2 separate regions of the Homo sapiens genome follow, and region 2 is linked to region 1. A link is a contact called in ENCODE POLR2A ChIA-PET data. All regions are on one chromosome and are shown on one strand. The core of a region is the stretch at or near the end of the contact, and the rest is flanking DNA. Distances in the headings are between cores, read along the strand shown. Region 1 holds the start of LINC02828 (long intergenic non-protein coding RNA 2828). Region 2 holds the start of H4C3 (H4 clustered histone 3).

Region 1 (2,970 bases), core at 328-2,827:
AAGAAAGGCCATTGCTGGGTACAGTGGTGCATGCCTGTAATCCCAACAACTTGAGAAGCTAAAGCAGGAGCATTGCTTGAGCTCGGGAGTCTGAGGCAGCAGAATGAGACCCTGCCTCTGGTGCAAAAAATAAAATAAAATAAAAGCCATGTGAGGACCCACCAAGAAGATGGCCATCTGCAAGCCAAGGAGAGAGAGTTCAGGAGAAACCAAACCTGCCAGAATCTTGATCTTGGACTTCTGACCCAGAGAACTGTGAGAAAATAAATTTCTGTTGTTTTAGCTATCCAGTCTGTGGTGTTTTGTTATGGCAGCCTGAGCAGACTAAGACAGTGACTAAGAAAGTGACCATGCCATGACCACAGGCAGGAAAGTGGGAAAGGGAGCTAGTTTGAGAAGGGAGGTGATTTTGAATTGCAGCACCAGCCAGGCATAGTGGTTCATGCCTATAACCCCAGCACTTTGGAAAGCCAAGCCTAGAGCCCAGCCATGGGAGGTTTGCCTGAACCCAGGAGTTCAAGACCAGCCTGGGCAATATAGTGAGATGCCATCTCTACAAAAAACTCATAAATTATCTGGGCATGGTGGCTTGCATCTGTAGTCCCAGCTACTTGGGAAGCTGAGGCAGAAGGATTGCTTGAGCCCAGGAGCTTCAGGCTACAGTTATCTATCACAGCAGCACTGCACTCCAGTCTGGGTGACAGACTGAGACCTCATCTCAAAAATAAATATGTAAATAAGGCCAGGCATGGTGGCTCATGGCTGTAATCCCAGCACTTTGGCAGGCCAAGGCAGGCAGATTACTTTAGGTCAGGAGTTCAAGACTAGCTTGGCCAACATGGCAAAACCCCATCTCTACTAAAAATACAAAAAAATTAGCTTGGTGTGGTGGTGCACGCCTGTAATCCCAGCTACTCAGGAGACTGAGGTGGGAGGATCATTTGAGCCTGGGAGGCAGAGGTTGCAGTGAGCTGATATCTGACCACTGCCCTCCAGCCTGGGCTACAGTGTGAGACTCTGTCTCAAAAAATAAAAAATTAAAATAAATAAATAAATACATATATACATAAAATAAAATTTAAAATTGCAGCCCCAGTGAAATATGGCGGCTCACGCCTGTAATCCCAGCACTTTGGAAGGCCAAGGAGGGCAGATTACCTGCAGTCAGGAGTTCGAGACCACCTGGCCAACATGGTAAAACCCCATCTCTACTAAAAATACAAAAATTAGCCAGGCATGGTGGCACATGCCTGTAATTCCAGCTACTCGGGAGGCTGAGGAAGGAGAATTGCTTGAACCTGGGAGGCAGAGGTTGCAGTGAGCTGAGACAGAGCCACTGCACTCCAGCCTGGGAAACAGAGCAAGACTCCATCTCAAAAAAAAAAAAAAAAAAGAAAAGAAAGAAAGAAAGAAAGAAAAGAAAAAGAAAACAGAACAGGCCTTTTTAACCGCAGAGGTAATGGCTACAGGGAAGATAATGTGACTTTGGAGTGAAAGGATAGAGAGAATAGGGAGCAAGGGAATACGTAGCAAAGGAATGGCAAGAGAAATAAAAGGCAATAAAAAGGGAAGGAACTGCTAGCAAATAGGACAGAAGCCAAGGAAGCCGAACATTTGAGGTATGAGAAATCTTTTTTTTTTCTTTTTAATGCTGTAGAGAGAAACAGAGAAAGAAAAACCAGAAAAGAATAATGGATTTAACTAAAAAGAGGTCTTTGTTGACCTTTTAGAAAACAGTTTCAGTGTTGCTGGGAGGATGGAAACCGCATTGCCAAGTATGCAGTAGATGAGATTGTGGATAGAGAACAAATGCAACCCCAAGGCATTTACCATCCATTTAAGAGCTTAGGTAGCCCACAGAAAGTGTGCTGGGGGCTGGGCATGACTATCCACGGAGACCTGTTGTAGCGTTGAAGGTAAATGGGGAAGGAACCAATGAAGTGGGAGAATAAAGGAAGACCAAGTAGAAGTGAAGTCCTCTGAAGGTTTGCCTAGGATGGTTGGGAACACCTTAGATGAATTTATTTTAGAAAGGAGGGGGATAAGACTCCCAGAGAGGGAGGAGGCAAGGTGGAGAGATGGCGTACCAATACACAGAAGTAGAAATTAGAATAATTGTAGGAGCTTGAGACTTGGTAGTGGCATACACAAGAAATTCATTGAATGTGAAGTAAGGGAATGGAAGGAAAGCTTGAGGAGAGAAAGAAAACCCATTGGTAAGATTATGAATTTCATACAGGCAAAAATTCATAAGAATTTCATACGAATTCGGTAAAAGATACCAAGCAATAGTAATACTTATTCACTAACAAAAGCTCAAGCATCTGTAAAACAAAAGAAATAACAAAGAACTAAAGACAATCTGGGCCGTTTACGAAATCCATGTGTGTGACCTTAAAGAAGCTCTTTCCCGAATCATTTTCTGTTGTTGCATTGCTGTTTCCAGAGTTCTGGAATTCTATGCCACAAGCTGAACATTAAGGTCATTGATATCATCTGAAGCCAGGAAGAGTCTCTGCTAGGAAGACTTTTAGCACAAAATCAACTATTCTCTGCTCCAAGTAAAATGTCTAAACTGTCTGCAAAGGCAAATGGCTAAAAGCTTTGACAGGAATACTTCGTTAAGTGAGATTAGTCATGACCTCTTAGTAATATAAGCCTGAAGAAAGAAATGAAAGTTGGAAGTAAAGATATGAGTCATGCTGCAACTTGGTAGCTGGCATTCATTCAGGAGCTCAACAATGTCAGCAGATCTTAGGCTCCTTCCTTCTGCTCTGCCAGTCCTTATTCTTGTTAACTCATAAATTCAAAATGGCTGCCACAGCTCCCAACATCACAGTTCAAAGGCAGAAAACAGGGTAGTCAGGGTAAAAGTCTTTATCCTTCTGGGGCTACTCTTATCAGGCGAAAGATTACCTTTCCCAGTAGCCCTGTAGTAGACTTCCCCTCAAATCTCTTTGCCATATAACT
Region 2 (3,124 bases), core at 392-2,891, 1.4 Mb after region 1:
GTTTAGAAAGGAGATATTAGGAGCAGGAAATAGAAAGTAAATAAAATATCAAAATAAAAATGGGGTTTTATAAATGATATAATAGGCAAAATAAAGGAAAGGCATCCTAGACCTCTGGTTAAAATGAAGATGGCACTTGGCGAGATGTGTTCCAGGGTAGTTCACATGATGTATGTTTTCAGAGAATTGTCATATTGCATATGCTGCTATATTTTTTATTTTCATGAATTAAAAGGCATGTTGAGATTTCAGAGTTTTACTTATGATCTCAGACTCTGCATTTTTTCTCTGTAATGTTTGACATTTCTTCCTAGCTAAGTCTCTAGTTATAAGGTCTGTGTTGTGGCATGTGGACAGTGAGTGGAAGAACCTAAGAACTCAATTTGGGGCAGAAGAATGTAATCAATTATTTCAGAAGTGATACAAACAATATGACATGTAGAGCATTCTGGCCTTTCCTGGGTCTTTTTTCTCCATTCCTGGATTTCTTCTCTTCATGTGAGCAAGTCTGAGGTTACTATATAATGTCTCTCACAGGCCACAGCCCCATTCTAAATATTCCCAATAGAAATTCATTTATTAACCAGAGAGTGGTGGGTGGGGTTGTTTTTGTTTTTTAAACAAAAGTGGATCTTATGGGCATTCTGGAAAGCTCCCGCAGGAAGCTAAGAATAAAATTTTGAATTGAGAAGTCCCTTTCTTCAAACCACATTCAGACCCAATTCTGCTATTCTATTTATTTTTCAAGGGGATTAGCCTTATTTTAACACCAATAATCTTATCACAAAAACCTCCCAGAGGAAGACCCTGTAGATTTTGTAATGACCTTAATCAAGTATTAGCCCTACACTTCAATTAATCCCCAACTGTACAAAACGAATGTTCTTTTCTCTAAAGCTGTAGCAAGTTGAAAGGGGATTAAAAACGGAGGGAAGGGAAGAGTGTTTGGAATTTCAGGCACAGCAAACAGGCACAGCAGACCAGGAAGAGCGTCCCGGGAAAACATATTATCCAGACTTAAGTTTATATTCCCTGTCTCTCTCAGACTTTTGCAGAAAAATGAGTCATTCAACAAATATTTGAATCGAGATAGGGAAAGTGACGAGGAAGAAGTTTGCACTTATGAGGTTTTAATTTGCAATTATTTGGCTACCTTTTTGCCTTCCCAAAACATAGGGTCTTTAGGAGTGAAACTTCATAGCCAAACTTATACCTTGTCCAGCACAGAGAAGGCCATCAAAATGCCTGGTTTAAATAAAAATATTAAAATGATTGGGAGGGTAAATCCCTTGACCTATAAATCTGACCTCCTTTAAACATTATTTGTATGTTCCCCAATAAACTATTCCGTAATTTATTAGTTAGCAAGTGGAAATAAAAAGAAATGTGGAATGGGGCTATGCTTAGCGTCATTAAGCTGACAGGAATACAGCGCATTCAACTTGCAAACACCCTTCCACTCCCACAAAGAGCAAGCTGTCACTGGCCAATCAAAACAATGAACCATAATGAAACAGTTTTTCTTGCTCCACCCACTTGGTGACCAAATTTGAAAAAAAAAAAAAACCGCGCCAACTCATGTTGTTTTCAATCAGGTCCGCCAAGTTTGTATTTAAGGAACTGTTTCAGTTCATACCTTCCACTGCGATAGGAATCATGTCTGGTCGCGGCAAAGGCGGAAAAGGCTTGGGGAAGGGTGGTGCTAAGCGCCATCGTAAGGTGCTCCGGGATAACATCCAGGGCATTACAAAACCGGCTATTCGCCGTTTGGCTCGGCGCGGTGGCGTCAAGCGCATTTCCGGTCTTATCTATGAGGAGACTCGAGGTGTGCTTAAGGTTTTCTTAGAGAACGTTATTCGAGACGCCGTCACCTATACGGAGCACGCCAAGCGCAAAACTGTCACAGCCATGGATGTAGTATATGCCCTAAAACGTCAGGGGCGCACTCTGTATGGCTTCGGCGGCTGAATCTAAGAATACGCGGTCTCCTGAGAACTTCAAAAAACAAAAACAAAAAAACCCAAAGGCCCTTTTCAGGGCCGCTCACAAAGTCGTTTAAAGAGCTGAAATGCGTTGCGAGAATGAGTTTGGATGACAGAAATAACCGTGACATCCTGCATAAGAATGAATTGTGTTTGCCATGACCGGCCACACTGTGACAAAATTTCAAAGCATAAAGTAGGCATAGAGAGGTAAGCGCTAATAAAGTGATTGGCTCCACAAAAAGCATTTTGCTGGGCGCAGTGGCTCACGACTGTAATCCCAGCACTTTGGGAGGCCAAAGCTAGTGTATCACTTGAGATCAAGAATCCGAGACCAGCCTGGCCAAAATGGTGAAACCCCCTCTACCAAAAAAAATACAAAACTTAGCCGGGCGTGGTGGTCTGCACCTGTAGGCCCAGCTAGCCCGGAAGCAGAGATTGCAGTGAGCCGAGATCGCGCCACTCCCCTCCAGCCTGGGAGACAGAGAGAGACTCCTCAAAAAAAAAAAAAAAAAAAAAAAAAAAAATTATGTATTTTAGAGCATTCTAAGAATGGTACTTTGGACTTAACCGAAGGGCTGGAGGCGCGTGTTGAACAAAGGTTATCACCTTTTGGCTCATGCGGCACACAGCTATGTAAATAAAGCATCTTTAGGGACAAGCTCTCATTTGCGGAGGGTTCTATGGCTGTTGTCCTATTGGCCAAAACAAAGTGGTCTAAGTCCGGGCGCGGTGGCTCACGCCTGTATTCCCAGCAGTTTGGTAGGCCAAGGTGGGTGGATCACGAGGTCTGGCGTTCAAGACCAGCCTGGCCAAGATGGTGAAACCCCGTCTACTAAAAATACAAAAATTAGCCGGGCGTGGTGGCGGGCACCTGTAATCCCAGCTACGTGGGAGGCTGAGCCAGAGAACTGCTTGAACCCAGGAGGCAGAGGTTGCAGTGAACCGAGATTGTGCCACTGCACTCTAGCCTGGGTGACAGAGCGAGGCTCCATCCAAAACAAAACAAAACAAAAAAGTGGTCTAATAATCCCCAGAACTGGAGGAAGAACCATAACTTATTGATTTTGTTTTTAACCTTATGTATGCCAGGCATGCTAGCCTTGTATACATACAAGGCTAGAGGAGCAAAGGTGCAGGAA

What was found. ChIA-PET counts read pairs that join two places held with the same protein, here RNA polymerase II (POLR2A).
Region 2: POLR2A ChIA-PET joins it to region 1 with 5 read pairs in GM12878. The contact joins the promoter of H4C3 here to the promoter of LINC02828 in region 1. POLR2A ChIA-PET finds 5 or more read pairs at or near these places in 3 of 52 experiments (GM12878, activated CD8-positive, alpha-beta memory T cell and activated T-cell).

The regions. Positions count from the first base shown.
Region 1 is chr6:24,740,728-24,743,697 of GRCh38, forward strand. LINC02828 (long intergenic non-protein coding RNA 2828) reads left to right here and starts at 1,578. Exons shown (of 3, transcript NR_183315.1): 1 at 1,578-1,619. RefSeq lists an enhancer at 2,798-2,887.
Region 2 is chr6:26,102,292-26,105,415 of GRCh38, forward strand. It overlaps H4C3 (H4 clustered histone 3), which reads left to right and starts at 1,642. Exons shown (of 1, transcript NM_003542.4): 1 at 1,642-2,046. The coding sequence starts at 1,657. The coding sequence ends at 1,968. RefSeq lists enhancers at 1,180-1,289, 1,314-2,004.